Linked DNA regions of Mus musculus: region 2 is linked to region 1. Evidence: chromatin loops called from intact Hi-C (ENCODE). Cell type or tissue: left cerebral cortex. All regions are shown on one strand. Links, peaks and the distances in the headings refer to the core of each region. The heading gives the core; the rest is flanking DNA. Region 1 holds the start of Ube4a (ubiquitination factor E4A). Region 2 holds the start of Kmt2a (lysine (K)-specific methyltransferase 2A).

Region 1 (10,594 bases), core at 168-8,167:
GAACACACCTTTAATTACAGTCCTCTGAAAGCAGAGTTCTGTGAGTTCCTGGCTAGCTTGGTCTAGTAGAAAGTTCCAGTCTCTCCCCACACTCCCCCCTCAAAAAAAAAAGTTCAGGGAGGGAAGGAGAGGGAGAGAGAAAACTAAAACTAAAAACCTTTATTAACTTTTTAATCAACCAATCAGAATTTCTGATTCTGTCAGTTCATCCCAAGTTTCAGTTAGGAAGACAGAATTGAGAACGTTAATGAGCTTTCTGACCAGTTGCAAATTTTCTTTCTCGTTCTAGGTGTCCCCCCTTCTATCCAGCACCCAGAATCAAAACAATGCATTTTGGAGAGAGCCCAGTAGAGAGATTTTCAACCCTACAGGTAGACTGCAAGCAGAGAGGAAGAACTGTCAAAGAAATTTTGGTCTTTTTTTTTTTTTTTTCAAAATAAAATAAAAGCTTGGAGGAGCCAGTGGTATGACTCAGAAGTGGAGCACTTGTCAACCTTGTTTGGGGTTCTCAGCACCCCACCCCCAGACCCCCCAAAAAAATTCAGTGAAGGAAAACAAGCACAGTGTGGTGTTTGCAGAGTGCCCCCTACTGGGAAAATTGTAAATGACAAAATTAAAAGATCAAGTATAACCTACCTCTCTATCCAAATAGACATTTCTTTTTTTAATGTTTGCTGGGTTCTTACGCAGGTCATAATTCAGTGGGCCAGTGCAGCAGTGAGGTGGCACATCAAGAAAAAGTATCTGCCACACAAATGTGACAACCTGAGCCCAATCCCCTGAGAAGCAGAAAAAGAGAACCCACTCCACCATGTTGTTCTCTTACCTCCACATACACTTGAAGAATATGCACACCCCATGCATACGCATCACACACACACTATAGTAATAACAATAAGTAAAAGCATAACAATGATAATAATAACAACAACTACTACTACTCAGTGAATCACATATGCAGTGAAAGGTCTCCTTCCACCGGAGTGTCCAGCCACAGAGTAGCCTTCCCCACAGGCAAGTGAGCTTCTTACATATGTTCTTAGGTGTATACTAAGCATATAAGAAAAGTTCTCAAGTACACTTTATTCTCCTTTCCCCTATGTCTCACACTATGATATAACACTATATATCTTGAATTTTCTCCTAATCCAACCTGAAGATTATGAAGGATAAAGTAGACAAGACCAATTACTGGCTAAGGATTGATTGATTGTAGCATTTTACTTAAAGCACAGTTTGTGCTGCCTGTTTGCCAGGCATGACTTCACTTGCTACCTGGAACAAAATGATGTGGAGACATAGCTGAAACAACAACGCATGTGTGAAGAACTCCCTTTGGAGGGCTGAAGCGATGGCTCAGTGCTTAAGAGCACTGGCTGCTCTTCCAAGAGACCTGGGTTCAATCCCCAGCACCTGTAAAAGTAACTTTTATTCATGTGATGTGATTGTCGTCTCTAAGCCTTACTGCCTCTGTCTGCTATCCTAGGCCTAGTCCTGGAAGCTTCCAGCCTCTGTACAACATGGTGGAGTGGGTTCTCTTTTTCTGTTTCTCAGGGGATTGGGCTCAGGTTGTCACATTTGTGTGGCAGATACTTTTTCTTGATGTGCCACCTCACTGCTGCACTGGCCCACTGAATTATGACCTGCGTAAGAACCCAGCAAACATTAAAACTTAGAATGTTTTGTTTGTTTTGGTTTTTTTGAGACAGGGTTTCTCTGTGTAGCCCTGGCTGTCCTGGCACTCACTTTGTAGACCAGGCTGGCCTGGAACTCAGAAATCTGCCTGCCTCTGCCTCTGCCTCTGCCTCCCAAGTGCTGGGATTAAAGGCGTGCGCCACCACGCAGGGCTCACAGGTTTCATTCTTGACGTTTTATTTTATGGTTTTGGTGTTTGCCAGCATGTATGTGTATCACATGTATGCCTGGTGCTTTATGAGGCCAGAAGGAGTTAGATCTCGAAAAACCAAAAAAAAAAAAAAAAAAAACCAAAAAAAAAAAAAAACCAAAAAAAAAAAAAAACCAAAAAAAAAAAAGAAGCCTGTATGATATATAATTAGCCTATGATAATATTTGCCAATTTTAAGTGATTTCACCTGTTCTCAGCAGTTTTTAGTAATTTGCCCCATCATAATTCAGGTTGAAAACATCACCACCACTGTTTTAATAGTCCTTATGCTGACTCTCAACCCCAAGCAGCCACAAGTCTCTGTCTCTTCAAGTTTTCTTTTTCTTTATTGGGAGAGCTTGATTGCAGAGGCGAAACCCCAAGCCCAGCACTGGTGCTGCTTATATAGGCCTAGGAGAGGCGTGTCTCACACCCGGATTGGTTATGCATTCTACCTCATTTGCATGCCTCACACCTGATTGGTTATACTCTCAGTACCTCACAGAACCTCATTATCATGCCCGGGCCAGGCAGTGTCTTGGCAAAAAACGTTATTGCATATGTACACATTGGTTGTTTACCCAACCGTATGCGTGGTGGCCAGTGGTAGCCAGCGTCACCTTGTAATGGCATATGTGGCTTCCCACAGGTCCTGCTATCTATCTAGCCTTGAACTCCAAGTATATGTGTATTTTGTTTCTTCTTGCTGAAAAGCCATTTCATGGGCAGTCCACTGCTTGTCCATTCCCCAGTCAAAGGACACATGATGGTTTCACTTCTCGGCTATTATAAGCACTGCTGCAATGAGGATTCTTTTGAAATGTTCTATTTTGTTTTTATTTTGGTTTTTTCAAGACTCAGTTTCTCTGTGTAGCCCTAGCTGTCCTGGAACTCTCTCTGTATATGAGGCTGGCCCCAAACTCACAGAGATCCATCTGCCCTGTCTCCAAGGGCTGGAATTAAAGGCTTACACCACCACAGCCCAGCGTGCAAGGCTCTTTATGCAACTATAATTTCATTTCTCTGGAGTAAAGACCTAGGAATGAAGATCATATGGCAAATTCACTTTTAGCTCTTAAAGAAACAGCCAAATTCTTTTCTAAACTAACAGCATCGTTTTACATCCCTACTGACATGACAGCTTTTTGTTTTTATGAATCTTGAATTTTCAACAATATTTGTCACTACTTCAATATAGCCACATTAACATTTATTTTGTATTATTTTTATTTTGTGTATATGGGTGTTAGGGCTGTTGGTCTATCTTTGCACAATGGGCATGCAGAGCCAATGGAGGCCAGAAGAGGGCATTGTATCCCTGAGAGTGGAGTTAGTGATTCTAGCTGCTAGGTGCATGCTGAAATCTGAACCCTGCCTCCTTTGGAAAGTAAGGCGGTGCTCTTAACCGCTGAGTCATCTCTTCAGCTCAGAGCAATGGCTTTTTACACAACACATAATATTAATCTTTGCCCCAACCTCACTTTCTTAATGGTGACTTTTGAAATGCAAAAGTCTTTTTGATAAATTCCATTTTATAGATTTTGTTGCATTTGGGAGGTCATGTCTAAGACAAGATTGTCTCCTGTCTCATTATTTGTAGGTCATTGTTAGGGATTTGGTCTAGCTTTAACAATAAATGTCACTTAGAATATATGTAAAGTATTAGTAACAAATAAGAATAAAAGATATCATTGAAAAATATCTGAACATGTAATTTTATTAAACTAAATCTCACTTCATAGCAGTTATATAGATATACACTATCAAGTACAGCAAAGAAGTGCCTGGTACTCCTATGCATGTATGCTACCAATCTCTTGCTGAGGTATTGAGCTGTGCCAATATAATTTTTTTTAAGGGGTATCTCAGAATAGGGTAGGGTTTTGGTTGGTTGGATGGTTGGTTTGAAGTAACCCTAGGTTAGTCCAAACTCACTGAATAGCAGAGGATGACTTCGGATGCTCAATTCTCCTGTCTCTATGTACCAAGTGCTAGAATTACAGCATGCCCCACGGTGTCCCACTCACTACAGTTTTAATTTTCATTTTCCTTACTAAAACTAAGAACCAAGGCTGGAGAAATGGCTCAGACGACCCAGATTCAATTCCTAGCACCCACATTGCAGCTCACAACTGTCTGTAACTCCATATCCAGGGAATCTGACACCCTCACACAGACATACATACAGGCAAAACACCAATCAATGCTCATAAATATTTTTCAAAATTAAAAACTAAAAATTAACCAGACTTGTAGGCTGTATACTGTTAGCATTGTATAGATAAATCTAAGACCAACCCAAAATAGCGCGCTGCCTGGCACCTAATACCTGCTCAAAACGTCTTATACATTGTCCTTGTTGGTATTGTTACTGCTTCTAAGCCACAACGAGTGAAACGGCTCCAAAAAGCCATAGGACAGAAGGGAGCGTAAAAAGCAAAAAGTCACAGTCTGTGCAGAGCCCGACACCACAATAGTGTATCTGCCCTCAAGAGATGGATTTCCAAGGTCTAGCTTCATATTCCACAAAACTTCAAAGCACGCAGTCATAGCCAACCCTGCCCCGCCCCGCCCTGCTGCCTAGCCCAATCCCAAAGCCACTTCCGGCCCGCCCCCCACCCTCGCTAGCTGCCAGCAAACGTGCGCATGCGCCTCCTCGGTGTTTTCTCTGTCATTAGCGAAGCCCGACACCGCCCTACTTCCGGCGCGGGGTAAAGACCCAACAGGCTCGGCGCTCAGCGATGATGTCAGCTCCGGTTGCCTTGCTGAGTCGGAAGTAAGAACCTTTTGGTCGCTGTAGCTGTGAGGTGTCGTCGTCCCTGCCCTTTCAGGCTCCGGTAAGAGGCAAGGTATAAGAGGACGAGAGTGTTGAGGCTGCGACCCGGTTTTCTCCTAAGCAATTGCCAGTCAAGGCCCCTGCATGCCTGCTGTTCTCAACTGCTTGCCTGACCCGGGTCCGTCTTGAACTTCGACCCTGTCTAATCTGGAAACCCTTACGGTGCTCCGGCGTCCGGTGGCTCTGCACATTCCCTTCTTCTTTGCCAAGTCCCTGCTAGGAAAGGCCCGAGTGTGGGCTGTGGCTGTCTTTTGACTTATTTTATCTAGGACCTGCGCAGGGTGGGTGGGTCTCCCTGCTGCCTATGAATGTTACTGAACCCCAAAGGATAAAATACGAAGAGTGAACGACAGTGCCAGATGCCAAGGAGACAAAATGAAGCTCGACTCATAGCAATCAAACCAGTAGGGTGCGTGTAGCAAGAGGTTGACTTTTAAAGCGAGTGACGGCTTCCCAGCTGTAGCTCTTTGGATTCTGCTCGAGTTTTTCTTGGTCGAGAAAACATTTCTCAGATTGACCATAGAGTCAGACGTTTTGTGTTTAGTATTGTTCCTTTTAGGATTCTTTTTTGTCTCCTAGAGCAAGAATGGGTTAAGTCTCAATGTCATTGACTTTTTTGGTCCCAGAGACATAAAATGGGGCCCAAGATGAAATGCCAGGGTTTGTTAGAGACGGTTTTGTTTGTTGTGTTGTGTTCTTTTTTTGTTTTCGGACGTGTATGTGCTTCACTTGATGAGATCCTAGCTTGCAGATAAACGTATTGCAAGGATTTTTGTTACGACACCTAATGTAACACTGAAGGTATTTCCAGGTAGACATGTTACTTTGGGAACATTTTTAAATTCCAAAATAGAGACTTTATGGAGTACAATTTAATACAGTGTAATTTGGGCTTGGGGTAGGGAGTTGCTGGGGTTATAAACTAAGCCCTGGTGCATACTAAGTGCTCTAGAACAGAGCTACACCCAACCCCACCTTAGCCATAGAACTTGGCTATAGCAATCTGTTTTTCAGTGTTACCAATAGTTCTACTTTAAAACTGGATTGGACATGATCTTAAAATATCTGTATGCTCTCAGGAGCCAGTAGTGGCCTTAAAGGATTAGCAGCACTCTATATAAGTAGAAGCTTGAGTCAGGAGAAAATGAGAGAATTGTATGGGTCCAATGGTTGACACTTCCTAGAGATGTAGACTTTTGCAGCAGGTATGTAAAGTGAAGTTACTTACTAAAAATGAATCAAATCCAAAAGCCTTGGGGGGGCTGGTAGTTGTGCCATCCCAAAAGCTATCAAGAAAGTGGATGTGTTTCTGTGTGGCAACTGAAAACAAGGAATTTGGGTTTATTATTACTATTACTGTTTCTTTTTAAAGATAATTTTTTTAGTTTTGCTTATGTCTCCATATGTGTTTCTGTATATATGCATGCCATATGTGTGCAGCTGCCCACAAAAGTAAAGGGTATTGGATCCCCAAGAGCTGTAGTTACAGAAAGTTGTAAGCTGCCCGACATGGGTGCTAGAAACTAAACTGTGGTCCTCTAAAAGAACAGCAAGTACTCTTAACCACTGAGCCATTTCTCTTTCTTTCTCTCTCTCTCTCTCTCCCTACCTTCCTTCTCTTCCTCTCTCTCTTAATCTCTTTGTTTCTTCCCCTCTCTCACTTTCTTTCTTTCCTATTAAAGAATCTATTTTTTTATGGATGTGTACCTGTAAGAGTGTGTGGATGCCCACAGAGAGCAGGAGTTGTCAGGTCCCTGGAGTTGGAGTTGCAGGCATTTGTGAGCTGCCCTGTTTCAGGTACTGGGATCCAGACTCTGGTACTCTGGTAGAGTCATTTCTTCAACCTCTTACTTATTTATTTCTGAGTCAGGGTCTCACTGTGTAGCTCAGGCTGGCCTTGACATCAAGATCCTCCTGTTTTCACTTCCCAAGTGCAAGGATTACAGGTATGCACTACTCTACTCAAGCTGGGAAACTTAAAATAGGTAGAGTAAGTATTAAGCCAAACCAGGTATCGAGGGTCCATTTCACCAGACCTTTCTTTTCTTCCTAGGTACTTTTATTTTCATGTGTAAGCTCAATGACTAAGTCTAACCTGGATCTCCACCGAGGTTCTCAACAGGTGATCTGTGGGCCCTCATTTTTTCCTGTAAGTTGTCACATGATTTAGCCTTGCTTCTAAAGAAGGAAATTCTCTATACCTATTTTAAGTAGATACGAGAACGATGACTTCAGTGGGGTAGGCAAAACCTTGTTTTGTTTGTAACATTCTTTCTAGTCTTCTTTCTGTTGTCATTATAAACCATTCTGACCAAAAGCAACTCAAAGGAGGAAAAGAATTATTTGTGCACTTGCAAGTCACATCCCATCACTGAGGCGAGTCAGGGCAAGAATTCAAGCAAGACCTTGAAGTACAACCTATGGAGGAATGTTGCTTGCTGGCTGATGCTTTGCTTGCTTGCTTTTTTTTTTTTTTAAGATTTATTTACTTATTTTATATATCTAAGTACATTGTCACTGTCTTCAGACACCAGAAGGTTGTGAGCCACCTTGTGGTTGCTGGGAATTGAACTCAGGACCTCTGGAAGAACACAGTCAGTGCTCTTAACCAGTGAGCCATCTCTCCAGCCCCATTAGCTAGCCAGTCAAGACAATTCCCCCAAAGAAATGTCTGATCTGGGCAATCTCAAACCAGGCTTTCCCCTAAGATGACTCTAGGCTATGTCAAGTTGACAGTTAAAGCTGACTAGGGCAGCATTTGAGGTGATAGCAGGCTTATTTTCATTCTCTGTTCTACATATGCATAGGTACTGAAGCGCCACAGTGTCTGGCCTGGGAGCTTGGCCTGTTGCTGCATCTCCAGATGTAATAAGTCTGTGCCTTGAAGTAGATCTCGAGGAATGGTGTGGTGTGGCTACGTGCAGCTCAGGAGTAATCACTTGGAAGACTGAGACTGCCCGTGAACATTTGCTTAAGCGTTGTGGTTTGGAGGATAGTTTCAGAATCAGATATGAACTTGTACTTGAGGGTCCTAGAGGCTAGCACAGTTGATCTGCCAGGAGTGCTCTGTGGAAGTTTTAAAATTCCATTATAAGCAGGGAAAAGATGTAATAGAAAGTTAGCTTGTGTATATAATGGAAGAGAATAGAATTAAAAAGGAAGTGATGCCATTTGTGGTGCTAAGCCCTCTCTCCTGATAGTTTTGAGAATATGTCCTGTTCTTCCTGCTTTCAGCTTTCTTTTTATATATATGCTGCAGATCATTGTCTCCTATCTAATGAGCTGGATCATTCAGTTGTATTTTTTTAAATATAAAATAACTCAAGCCAGGCATTGCGATACATGCCTGTAATCTTAGCACTTGGAGACTGAGGCAGAAGAATCACTGTACATTCAAGGATAGCCTGGGCTACACAGTGAGGCTCGACTTTTTAATTAAAAAAATAAAATAAAATAAAAAGGCCTGGAGATGACTTAGTGGGTGGGTAAGAGTTGCTGGTGCACAAACAGAACCCGAGTTCAAATCCTCGACACCCACATAAAGAGCTAGATGTGTCCACAAGTATACCTGTAACCCTAGCACTATGGGGAGTAGAAACAGGAGGATTGGTACTGCTAGCTGGCTTTCATCTTGACTCTAGGATCAGTAAGCCCCCGTCTCAGGGGAATAAGGAAAGTAACAGCATGGGATCCCTAGCATCCTCTGTTGGCCTCCATACTTCATGCATGTACGCCATGTACCTGTATCACACATGCATACACCCTTCACACTGGCTCACGTAGTTTCAGACTTTGTCTGTACACATGTGTGCCACACTCTCATATCACTGTACACACATGTACACGTATACAGACTTCACAGTGGCTCGTATAGTTATGCAGTTAGCCTGCATACATGTGTGCTACACACTTATGCATGCACATCACATTGGCTCATGTGGTTATGGAATTTGCCTATATACACGTGTGCTACAAACTTTTATTGTTGACTTTTATAACTGAAAAGTCTAAAATACTCTGTTTTCCTGTCTGGTTGCTTAATTTGGAGGTAGGGATTTTATAGATGGTTTAAAGGTGGCAACTCTGGGCTTGGGCTTTGCTAACCTAGCAACTGAGAAGAAAAAGAGTTCTCTATAGGGTCAGCCCAAAGACATTGTTCACTGGTTCCCATAAGCTTTGATAGAGGTGTTGCCCACTCTTGGATCCATCACTCTGTCCTCTCTGGCCCTCCTGGAGCTCATAGGTGAAATCAGCACATCTGGACATATGTCTTGACTGGACTTGGTACTCAGCGAAAAACTAAGTGTGTCATATTGAGGGAGAAGGTGGTGATATTCCGAAGCCAAAGTGACAAGCGTGCACTATACTTCTGCCATCTTTTAGATCTCAGGATACTGTGGGGTGTTGAGAACAGCAGTAGCTTGCTGACAGTGAGACAGCTCAGCATGGCATCACGTGCATCAGGGGCAAATTAAACTACCCTCTGGTTGCATAGGTAAAAGCCCTCTCAAGAACTGTTAATTCCAACATAAAGTATGATAATTTTTGTTAAATGTGATTAAATATTCATAGCCAAAAAAGAAAGAAAAAGTCGCTGAGTCATCTCTCCAGTTCCAGATCTGTAGTTTTAAACCTGTAAGTAGAGTTAGGTAACTTAATATGGATGAAAGACGCACAAACCTAACAGCTAATCGGATTCTGGCCTTGATTCAGTATTCCAAATCTGAGTATCAAGCCAGGCATGGTAGTACATGTTTGTAATCCTAGCATTAGGTGGAGGCAGAAGGATTAGGAGTTCAAGGTCCTCCCCACCTACAGAGGGAATTTGTGGCCCACCTACATAATATGAAAACCTGCCTTTTAGAAAAGAGAAGAAAAAGGAGCGAGAAGGGGAGGAAGAGGAAGGGGGGAAGAAGAAATCATCGTCATCAGGGTTTCTGTGCGGTTAAGGAAGCCCAGCTTCCACCTGAGCTGTAGCCGGCTGAGCAGGCGTCACTTTGTTTTCCCCATGTGAGTGAAAATTAGTCTGCCAGCTTAAGAACTTATGGGAAATCCATAACTTTTGTCATGTCACAGTGCTACAGTAGTGCACTAGTCAAGGTTTAGGCAATGGAAACATGACAGCCAGTCGGTGCAGTCAGTGTCTGTTGAGCCTTGTGAGTTTTAGCTGTGTCCAGTTGGTAAGCTGGTAACTGTCTTGCCAAATATGTCTTGAGTTTGGGAACAGGAATTGGCATGTGTTACTCCAAAGCATGGTATTCAAGGATGGGAAAAGGAAAGATGGTGGGGATATTACAGTGATGGTGTTATCTGCCCTTCTGAGTCTAATGCCTGTCCTTTGCATAGCCGCTCCCCTAGGGCTGGATGGAGGACACCTTAAAGTGAAATGACAGACCAGGAGAATAACAACAACATCTCAAGTAACCCCTTTGCTGCTCTTTTTGGCTCCCTGGCTGATGCCAAGCAGTTTGCAGCAATCCAGAAAGAGCAGCTGAAGCAGCAGTCCGGTAAGTAGAGGAGCCAGTAGCAGCAGATGCCGCTCCTAGAACCAGGTCTGCCCGGATCTTCCCAGAGGAAGGGTTCTTTAGGAAATGAACCACAGTTAGAACTTAAGTTTGGTGCTGAAGTTGTTTTGCTTTTATTCTCTGTCTGTCTCTGTTGGTGAAAGCAAAAGTTAGTTTGATGTTAGTTGTGGCTCATTTTGGGGTCTTCCCCTCTGCTGTCCTCTCACATAAAGAGAGACTGGCTATCAGGTGAGTCCACAGGGCTCGTAGCCAGTTGTGATCCCAAAGCTGTCAAGTTGTTTAGTCAAAGGGGGAAAAGGGTCTGTTAGTAGCTTTTTAACATGGAAGACCAAGGTGGTGTGGTAAACA
Region 2 (10,594 bases), core at 2,595-10,594, 83 kb after region 1:
CAGGCAAAACAGGCATGCACAAAAAATAAGTCTAAAATAATAAAATAAAATTTTAAATAAACTCTTGAGGGGCAGCAAGATGGTTCAGTAGGTAAAACCAGTTGTTAAGCAAGATTGACAACTTCCCAGAGTTTCCTGTGGTGGAAAGAAGCAATGATTGCCAGACATCATCTTTCTGACTTCCCATATGTGATATGGCAGTATGTGCCTGCACACTCACACACCTGCACACACATGCAATAAAAAACAAAACATAAAATAATCTCTAGGGCTAAGGATGTAGCTCAGTTGGTAGAGGGCTTACCTCTCATGCAGGAGGCCCTAGGTCCCATCTCCCAAACTACATAAACCAGGCATGGTAGGGTATGCTTATAATCCCAGCACTGGGGCGGGATCGGGAGTTTAGTATTAGCCTCAGTGACATGGAGTGTTCAAGGCCAAGCAGGACTGTATGAAACTCTGTCTCAAAAACAAATGCAGAATGCTGGAGAGATGGTTCAATGGTTGAGAGCCCTGACTGCTCTTCCAGTGGTCCTGAGTTCAATTCCCAGCAACCACATGGTGGCTCACAACCATCTGTAATGGGATCTGATGCCCTTTTCTGGTGTGTCAGAAGACAGCTACATTGTACTCATATACATAAAAAACAAACAAAAATAGCCCTCTTAGCCAGGTGTTTGGAGGCTCCAGCTAAAGCCCCTTTCTTTCCTGTTACAGGTGTGCCTCCTGAAAAAGATGCCTCCTTTGGCTCCTTCCTGCCTTTGTCACCAAGGCTGTCTTGAGCCTTGGCATCCCTTGCAGCTCCTCCTACCGACATCACTGTGTCTGTTCTAGAATACAATAATTACTCATGGCTTCGTGGTGCAGTGGGTGTGCATTGACTTTACAATAAGCCTTTGTTTCTTCCTTATTCTTATTACATCAAAAATATTTATTTTTATCTTATGTGTATGAGCATTTTCCCTGAATGTATATATGTGTACCATGTGTGTGCCTGGTGCTCTAGGAGATCAGGAGAAGGTGTCAGGATCCCTGGGACTGAGAAACCTTTGTGAGCTACTGTGTGGACTAGAACTCCTAAGGAGGATCCTCAGAGGATCCGCTTCAGCTTCTCTCTGAGCCATCTCTCCAGCGTCTTATGATTATAGTTTAAATGCACGTGTAGGTGTGTGCACAGGCGTAGAGATCAGAGGATAACTTGGGGGAGCTGATTCTCTTCTTCAACTATGTGGGTCCTGGGGATTGAACTCAGGGAATCAGGATTGACAGCAAGCAGTTTTGCCTGGTGAGCCATCTTGCTTGCTCCTCCCACTACCTCATGAACACTATCTACCTCTAGACTTGTTCTCAGTTCCTCCTATGTCTCTACCTGCACTTTCCTCTACCCTTTCTCTTCTTCATTGGTCCATTTCTTTCTCTGTCTCCTGTGACTGGGTATTTTGGGTTCGCTTGTGCAGCAGACCATACCCGGGCCAATCGAAAGTCACCATGACTGTGACTTAGAGACATCTAGAAAGAGGGAGAAAGAAATCACTCAAGTACAGAATTTCCATCAAGCGTCTTCACAGTAAAACTGTCATAAGCAAATACTCGCTACTCATCACTTTTCTCTCCTTGAAAATGTGAACTTTGATCACTGGTATAAATTTCAAATGAAGATAGTTTTTTTTTTTAAGATTTATTTTATTATTTTATGTAAATAAACTGTAGCTGTCTTCACACACTCCAGAAGAGGGAGTCAGATCTTGTTACAGATGGTTGTGAGCCACCATGTGGTTGCTGGGATTTGAACTCTGGACCTTCGGAAGAGCAGTCGGGTGCTCTTACCCACTGAGCCATCTCACCAACCCCAAATGAAGATAGTTTGACCCTGCCAGACTAGCAGATGCGATTGCCCGGATCCTCTGATAACACATCTGATGGTCCATCTCCTTGGACTGACAACACAGTTTGGTGGGTAAGTGCACTTGCTTCCAAGCCTGACTACTTGAGTTCAATGCCAGGAACACATGTAGGAGAAAGAGAAAATCGATGCCCACAAGTCATCCTCCGATGTCCACATACATGGCACGGCATGCGCCAGCCCATTCACATGCATGCACACAAACATATACAAAATATATTAATAGATGTTTTTAAAACACCTCAATAAGGAAGATGACATGTTAAAGCCCTTTAGAACGAGTCCCCAAATCTACGAGTGTGGATGGGAAAAACCATATACTTAGGAGACATTAATTGGGCTTTATTGACTCTGTTTGACACAGCAGATGGAAGTAGGATTAATACATGGTTCCTGATGTTAGAAAGTTTTGTCTCCCAAATCAGTTAGACCTTGACTTGGAGCTGACTTACCCCAAATGTACGCTGCAAAGCCAGCTGCCATCTCTGCTAGATTCCGTAAAACATTTCCAGTGATAAATACAATTAGCTATGCCGAGGTCTTTTTCAAGTTAAGAAGTGAAAACTCAATGGACACAGGGATTGCAACTATTTCCTCTCCTCCCCCCTCCCCTCCCCCTCCCCCTCCTCCTTCTTCTTCTCCTCCTCCCCTTCCTCCTCTTCTTTTTCCTCCTCCTCCTCCCCCTTCCTCTTTTAATTTTTTTTCTTTTAAAGCTCAGGAGTCTAGCCTTGAACTCAGTGTGCAGACCAGACTGGCTTCACACTCTCCACCCATCCGCAGCCTCTACCTTCCTAGTGCTGGGAATTCAGGTGTGCGCCATACGCCCAGGTTGAACTGTTAACTCTGCATTATAAGGGCACCTTTATAGAAGAAGTTATAGACTTAGCCCTTTCTTTTCAGAAGAAAGCAATCCCAGAGATTCTGAACAGCCCCCTGTTCTGTGATGACCCGGATATTTAAATGACTCCACTAGCTTCTTGTTTTAGTTCAAAGACCTTTGGGTCTACTGTACTGACGCACCATGTCTATTCAGAGCTCTTTTTGGAGAATGGAAATTTCGAGCACGGTCTTTACCAAAAGTGAGAAAAACCTGGGTGAAACACTGAGAAAGTTGAAGCAGAAGGATCAAGAGTAAGCCACATAGCAAGTTTGAGGAGAGCCTGGGTTGTATGAAACCCTGTCTCAAAACACAGAAAAAAGGAGAAATCTGGGCGTGTGTGTGTGTGTGTGTGTGTGTGTGTGTGTGTGTTGGAGGGTGTTGTTTCCATTTGAATAAAAAAGAAGATGCTTAGTCTATAAACTTTAATCTTCATAGGAATCTTGTGGAGTTGCTATTAATATTCTTATGTTTGCAAATGAGGAAACAGGCATATGGCTAGGTACCTGCAAATCAAGCCTAGGCTGGTGGCTCTGAACCCATGTTAGTCACACCATGATACTGATTTGTAGTGAGGAGTCCTCAGGGTAGAGAAAAAGAGAGTCAACACCTAGGAGTCCCTTTGAAAGACATGTAGGTTTTCTCATTTTATGTGTGAGTGCTTGCTTGCATCTATGTATGTGTTATCACTTGCATGTCTGCTGTTCATGGAGGTCAGATGGGGCACTGCATCTCCTGGAGCTGGAGTTAGGGTGGCTGTGAGCTATCATGTGTATGCTGAGAATAGAGCCCAGGTCCTCTGCAAAAGCAACAATTGCTCTTAAGCTGTGAGCCAACCTCTCCGGCCCCCTTTAAAGCCAAAATAATTTATGAGTTCACAGAAACGGGCAAAATTTGGAGTTTCCTTCCTGAAAGTTTCCTTCTCTCATTTGAAAAAAAAAAAAGTAAAATATGTGCATTTTTATTAGGTTAGCAAAGATCAAGAAGAAGGTTAGGACAAAGCTTTCCGAGAAGCTATGGAGAAAGAGGCCCTCTTCAGAATTGCTCATGGCAATATGAATCACTAGGATAACCTTTACTGGGGACAATTTGGTAATAGCTGTCAAAAATCACAAATGTTCATACTTGGAGTTCAGCAACTGCACTTCTGGGACTTCATACTAAAGGTATATCACACAGTTGCAAAGTGGTGTCCAAGGCTGTGCACCGTGTTATTGTGTGAAATTGAATAGAATGGCCGGGCATGGTGACTCACACCTATAACATTAGCATTCAACAGAGGCAAGAGGATTGCCTCAAGTTTGAGGTCAGGGTCTGGGCTACAGAGTGAGTTGCAGGAGATCTTGGGCTACACTGTGAAACACTACTTTGTTTTGTTTTGATGAGATGATGGCTCAGTGGTTCAGAGCACTGGCTGCTCTTCCAGAGGACCCAGGTTTGATTCCCAGCACCCACCCATATGTAAACTCTCAATCATTTATAACTCCAGTCTAGGGGGAATTCTGCATCTTCTTCTGACCTCCACAGCTACTGCTTGTAGGTAGTGCATAGACATACATGCAGGCAAAACACCCACCCACATAAAGTAAAAATAAAAAGATGAAGAGGAGGAGGAGGGAGAAGAGGAAGAAGAGGAGGAAGAGAAGGAAGAGGAGCAAGAGGAGGAGGGAGAGGAGGAGGAACAGGCCAGTCAGTAGATTGAAAGCCATATACATTTCCACCGCACGTTTAAAAACTGTCCCCAAGTTTTTAAACATCCCCAAGAGTAACAAAAACAATTCCCCAGGTTTATTAAGTGGAACCACTGAGATGGCATATAAGACTTGACAGTCTTGTATTTATGGACAAAGTTCTCTATGGACTCACTCGTTTAGATATAGGTCATCTTTGGAAGTATTAACGTAACATTTACTATCATGAAGGGAAGACAGAGATTGATGTCAGAAACGTGCTATCGTGCTATCTCAGAACCAAGGCAGTGGGGTTTTCAATTTCATTAACATTCTAACCATATGATGCCAGACATGCCTGTGATTCCAGTACTCGGGAACAGAAGCAGGAGGACCTTTCTAAGTTTGAGGCTAGGTTGGTTTACATAGCTCAGGACTAGACCAGTTAGACTCAAAAAAAAAAAAAAAAAAAAAAAAAGAAAGAAAGAAAGAAAGAAAGAAGAAAAGAAAAGAAAAAAAGATGGGGTGTGTATGTTAGGGGGCTGAAGAGAGAGTGCAGCAGCTAAGGGTGGGTGTGGCTCTTACAGCTCACTCAGGGCTGTTTCCCACCTGTGTCAGGTGGTGCCCAACTGCCTGTCACTCCAGTTCTAGAGGTTCTGATGTCCTCTCTTGTCCCCTGTGGTCACCTCCTGCTATACATACAAACAAGGACACATAAATAAACACAAAGAATAGTTTTGTTTTGTTTTGTTTTGTTTTGTTTTAAATAGGGAATGGGGATAGGGATGTAGAGTGCTTGCCATCTCGTAGTCACAAAGCCCCGGACTTGATTGCCAGCAGTACATGAACACAGGCATGGTGGGACACACCTGTATTCCAAGCAGTCCAGAGGCAGAAAGCTCAGTGTCATCTTTGGCTGCGTAAGTTCAAGATCAGTCTCAAATAGCTAAGGCCATAGCTCCAAAGTAACTGTTAAAAAAAATTAGCCATATGACATATTGATATTCAAGAGAAATGAGTTAAGATTTACAACCAAAGAATAAAGCACTTTACGGTAACATGAGAAAGGTAAAAAAGAATCTCTCTCAGTGCCTCCCCCTCGAGGTGTGTGTGTGTGTGTGTGTGTGTGTGTGTGTGTCCGTGTCCTTAGGATCAAACCCAGGGCTTTCTTTCCAAATATTAGGCAAGCACTCTCCCATTGAATGTCCCTCTGCCAAGATTGTCTTACTGGATTTTGGTGTTAGACCCCACTAAAGTTTTGGACCTATCCCTAAAATATGTGGCCTAGGGCATTACTCTAAGACTCAGTTTTCCCACCTGTAAAATAAGGGTTATCTTATATGATTAGTAAGAACTGAATGCACATAAAACATTTGGGATCATAGAAAGTACTCAATAGGGGCTGGTGAGATGGCTCAGTGGGTAAGAGCACCCGACTGCTCTTCCGAAGGTCCGGAGTTCAAATCCCAGCAACCACATGGTGGCTCACAACCATCCGTAACAAGATCTGACGCCCTCTTCTGGAGTGTCTGAAGACAGCTACAGTGTACTTACATATAATAAATAAATAAATCTTTAAAAAAAAAAAAAAAAGAAAGTACTCAATAAGAGCTAGTTATTTCTGCTCGAAAACATCCAGCCACAAAACAAATTCTAATCTATACCAGGTCGCTTTGCATCAGCCTGAGAGAGAGCGACTAGATAATTTTCCAAGGAGTTCTCCCCGACTTCCCAGGCTCATGTCTTCACAGCCTGCAAATATTCTCCATTCTTGCTGCTGCCACCCACCCTGCAGACCTCCCACCTGTGCTAAATCAAGTGTGCTTGTAGGGAGAGGGTTACGCAGAATCTAACGGGTTTGTTTTCTCAAAGGTGGAGGGCGGGAAGAAATCCTGTTGACACAGTTATATAAAGCCTGTCACTCAGTCCCCTGCCTACTACCTCTGAAGGCCGTTATGCATATTAAAGAAGGGGGGCGGCAAATACAAAAGAAAAATAAACGAGAGAGAGTGAGAGAGGGAACAAATCAGGATGCTTGAGGGAATCCACGTGGTCGCCAATCTGTAACTGATCAGAGCAGCTATACTGAAGCAAAACCCCAGAGCCTAACGCAAAAATACATTGCAATAGAGAAACCGTCCACAATGGGGTGTGTTATGTCCTAAGCAGAGTCTTGGGGCTGCTGTTTAATACCCTTTCGCAGCTCCCATCCTCTCGGCGCCTAGTAAGCCACGAGAAGCAACAACGGAATCTGGTTGTGCGTGCGTAGTGTGAATGTGCGTTTTGCAAACCATCTGGGCTCCATCCTGCGTGGTTGGAACGATGATCGATCCCGGACGAGTTTGGGGAGTTGGGGCTTGACTATGTCTCCTCCCCTTCTCTGTTCCTTTCCTCGCTCCCCCCCCCCCCTCCCCATTTTCTCCTCAGGCACAGACGTCTCTCCGTAGGAAGGACGTAGATTTTTCAGCACCAGGAGGCCGTGGACCTCTGGAGGCGTGCAGTACACCCTCCAGTGGGCTGGAGCTGGTTGCTACCTGCCTTACTATGAACCACCCTGTCGTTCCCAAATCTGCCACCCGGGGAGGTCCTGGTTAGAGCAGCGCCGGGTACCGGTGCGGGAGACCTGGACGGCTGCATGACCTTCCTGCGAACTCCACCTCGGCTGGGGGTTGGGGGAGATGGAGGCTGCTCCGGGTCTGCAGGCAGTGTATCGATCCCTAAGCCTCAGCCAAGGCAAATTCTTCGGGCAGCAATCTCTCCCTCCCTCCTTGGCTTTTCCATCCCCGCAGGCTTCTAACGCCTCGCTGGAGGCGCCGTCTCCCATTTCCTGCAATAAAGTAAATCCCGTGGATATTCACCCCACCATCAACCCCCGGCACTGCCCTACCCCTCTTCCCTCCCTCTCGGCTTGCTAACCCTGTGTATCATAATGCCCTACGCCGGGCTTCAAACCCCCCCCCTCCCAATCATGAGAAATGTGCTGGCGAGCCCCCTCCCTCCGTGTGCATACATTAGGGTCTGCTTTGCATGCAGCGGCAGGCTGGAAGCGGAGGAAGAAGGGGCGGGGCGCCTTTGCCCGCCTCTTCCCTCCAGGCCCTGTCCGTTAGCCACCCAGTTTCAGCTCCGTTGTAACGCCAGGTCGTTTGCGGAGCGCACGCTGTGGCTCCAACGCCTGGACTGGGAAAACACACCCCAACTCCGGAGAAGGGCACGGAAACCAGAAGCCCCTCACCTCCCTCCAGCGCACAGTGGAGCGAGGAGGTGGCAGAGGCCGACCACACGGTTGTGTGGATTTTGGAAAGAGCTCCAAGCGTGAAGATGGGAGGGGCTCCTCTTTTATTGGATTTTATTTTTTTAAGGCGCGTTCGCCGAGAGCCTTGCCATTTTGCATAGAATCAATTGGGCGACGCTTGGGTTTTGCATGGAGTACAATGGAGCTTTCTGGATTCTAGAAGCGTTCCATAAGGGCTAAGCCCGCCGCTCTCCAAAGCGGCGGAGAAGGCTCGCTCCTCCGGGGACCCAGCAGCCGCGCCGCACTGGAAGCGGTTCTCCTGGGCCGCTCAAGTCCCTGCGCGTCCCGGGAACGTGTGTAATCGGCTTCTCGGCTCTCTCGGCTGCGGGCCACCCGCTCCCTCCGCCTCCATCCTCCCGCCGCCCTCGCCCCCTCCCCCCTCTCCCCGGAACCCGCCTCCGCTCCGGGCTCCAGGGCTTCCTTCCCCCCCTCATCTTCCCTGGCGCTGCCGCTCCCGGAGGGCGGGGCATGCACTTATCCAGGTTGCCGGGCGGGAGGAGCCGGGCCCGGGGCTCGGCATAGAGCAGCGGCCTCCGGGCGGCGGAGGCGGAGGCCAGAGGCTCATATGCAGATTGCAGGGCAGGCGGGCGCCACCCGGCGCTCGGCATAGCGGGCCGCGGGGTACGGCCATCTGGGCGGCGCCAGGCGGGTTAGGCAGGTTCCGGGGCCCGCCGCTCCCCCCCCTCCGCCTCCCCGCCCCCCTGTGTTGTCGCCTCTCCCTCTCGCTGCTTCACTTACGGGGCGAACATGGCGCACAGCTGTCGGTGGCGCTTCCCCGCCCGACCCGGGACCACCGGGGGCGGCGGCGGCGGGGGGCGCCGGGGCCTAGGGGGCGCCCCGCGGCAACGCGTCCCGGCCTTGCTGCTTCCCCCCGGGCCCCAGGCCGGCGGTGGCGGCCCCGGGGCGCCCCCCTCCCCCCCGGCGGTGGCGGCGGCGGCGGCGGGAAGCAGCGGGGCTGGGGTTCCAGGGGGAGCGGCCGCCGCCTCAGCAGCCTCTTCGTCGTCCGCCTCGTCTTCGTCTTCGTCATCGTCCTCAGCCTCCTCAGGGCCGGCCCTGCTCCGGGTGGGCCCGGGCTTCGACGCGGCGCTGCAGGTCTCGGCCGCCATCGGCACCAACCTGCGCCGGTTCCGGGCAGTGTTTGGGGAGAGCGGCGGGGGAGGCGGCAGCGGAGAGGTAAGGGGGCGAGGAACCCCAAGGTCCGGGGTCTCGACCCTCTGAAGAACCCCTCCCCTCCCCCATGCAGGTCTGAGGAGCATCCCAATTCTGGAAACATCCTGGGGTCCCTAACGTGGGGCAAATGGCCCTCCCATCTCAGGACCCCCGTTATGGGCTGCAGACCCCCAGGCGCCCTTACCCGAGGGCTCAGACCCTTCTAGTTGAGGGCCTTTAGCCCCCGTCCCGCCTTCTTCCCCTGGACCCTTCCCCAAATCCCTTGGCACAGACCCCCTTGCGGGGGTTTCCCATCCCGGGACTGAACCCCTCCTCCCTTTCACAGATTACCTCATCCGAGCCAGATTCCTCCCTCCCTCTGCCAGAGACCTGATCCCGCCACATCTCCGCCTCCTTCCCTGGGCAGATGTGTTACTCCTAGGGCAGTCTTCCCCCTTGGACATCTCTCGGGTGGTGGCTTCATCCAGAGCCAGGTTCTTATCCTGGCCCTTGGGAAATCCAGGTCCCTTCCTGCACCTTGCTTCTGAAAACCTGACCAACCCTCCCTCCCTCCCCAGCCAGGTCTTCACCTTGCCAGTCACTCCCCCTTGTCTCACCTCTACCACCAGCCCACTCCCACCTCCTGCACACCAGGCCTCCTCGTTCCGCCCTACCCCTCGGGGAAAGCTTTCTCTCTACCTTGTCGTTCTCATCTCTCCTGCGAAGATAACAGTGCTCTCCCCAGCGTTGTCTCTTTCCTCATCTTCCAGGGCTACGTTTCCTAGGCTGCTGGTGTCAGGGATTTACCTCCAACTCCACCCCTTTCCCTCCTTTAGAGGAAGGACCAGAGGTGTGTTCGAGGGAAAATGGTCCAGTGTTCCCCTAGGCTTGGAGCAGAGCTACTTTCTAGCATTCTCCTTGAGAGGAGCAGGGTTTCTCTCCAGCTCTTGAGAAAGGGGGCCCCGGTGAGGGGTGATGTTTGTGGGGGAACTAGGACTGCATCCTCCCAAGGGAAGCAGCTGCTCTCTTACCCCACCCACTGCGCCTGAGAGCTTGCAGCCTCTGGCCCTGGCTCCCTCCCGCCCTTCTCTTTTTCTCGTCATTTCATTATTGATCCACCTTTTCCTAGGCCAATCCTGGGTCTTGGAAGGGGGTGGAGGAAAGCCGGGTTGGAATGAGAGTAGATAAAAGGACAGTTTTGCCTTAGTGTGGTGGCGTTGGTTGTTGATGCTTTGGGTTGGGAGAAAGAGGAGGGTTATGAAGCCAAGTTAGTCTTTCTGCGATTCCTAGTGGGAGACTCAAGGTGGATGAGGTAAAGGCTGAGAACCGGGATGCTCCGATGAACGGAATTCAGCCTTTTTCAGCAAAAAGGAAAGTTGCCCTGGGAAGGGAAGTTGAGTTCAGGTTCAGTCAATGGCTATGCGCATTTGTTTTCCATTGGATGCAGAAAGGGCAGTTTGAATCGCAGGGGAAGGGGGGGGGGGGAATGTAATGGGGGATTCTAGGGGGAGGAAGAGCAGCTGCCAGGGGCTGAAGTGAAGGGGGGGTAGGGGTTTGCTGCTCTGGAGCTGTTGATTGAAACAGAAAGGGAAAGATAGCAACCAGCCGTTTCCTGCGTGCACTGCCGTTGGGGCACACAAAATATCCTGGGCAAACCCCTTGTGCCCCACTATGCCCCACACCCCTTTAGATTTAGCAAAGGC

The links. A loop is a pair of places that touch in the nucleus more often than their neighbours do. Peaks named below come from ENCODE experiments on the same cell type or tissue, not always from the same donor. Only the 100,000 strongest peaks of a DNase experiment are listed, where the experiment ranks them.
Region 2: a loop joins it to region 1, with 3 times the contacts of the local background. A loop is called at or near these places in 3 of 42 quality-filtered maps.

The regions. Positions count from the first base shown.
Region 1 is chr9:44,959,613-44,970,206 of GRCm38, reverse strand. It overlaps Ube4a (ubiquitination factor E4A), which reads left to right and starts at 4,607. Exons shown (of 21, transcript NM_001346698.1): 1 at 4,607-4,722; 2 at 6,775-6,870; 3 at 10,068-10,228. The coding sequence starts at 10,108. It overlaps Cd3g (CD3 antigen, gamma polypeptide), which reads left to right. Exons shown (of 7, transcript NM_009850.2): 7 at 290-635. In left cerebral cortex, for the core only: CTCF peaks have their summits at 584 (motif pointing left), 3,185 (motif pointing right) and 7,264 (motif pointing left); DNase peaks (open chromatin) are centred at 3,209 and 4,591; H3K4me3 peaks cover 1,764 bases; H3K27ac peaks cover 859 bases.
Region 2 is chr9:44,879,170-44,889,763 of GRCm38, reverse strand. Kmt2a (lysine (K)-specific methyltransferase 2A) reads left to right here and starts at 8,475. Exons shown (of 36, transcript NM_001357549.2): 1 at 8,475-8,915. The coding sequence starts at 8,490. It overlaps Gm39326 (a long non-coding RNA gene), which reads right to left. Exons shown (of 4, transcript XR_870694.3): 2 at 7,061-10,272; 3 at 5,320-5,419; 4 at 4,927-5,142. It overlaps Gm30883 (a long non-coding RNA gene), which reads left to right. Exons shown (of 2, transcript XR_379339.2): 2 at 718-940. In left cerebral cortex, for the core only: a CTCF peak has its summit at 7,019; DNase peaks (open chromatin) are centred at 8,271, 8,822, 9,235, 9,840 and 4 more places; H3K4me3 peaks cover 4,243 bases; H3K27ac peaks cover 3,666 bases.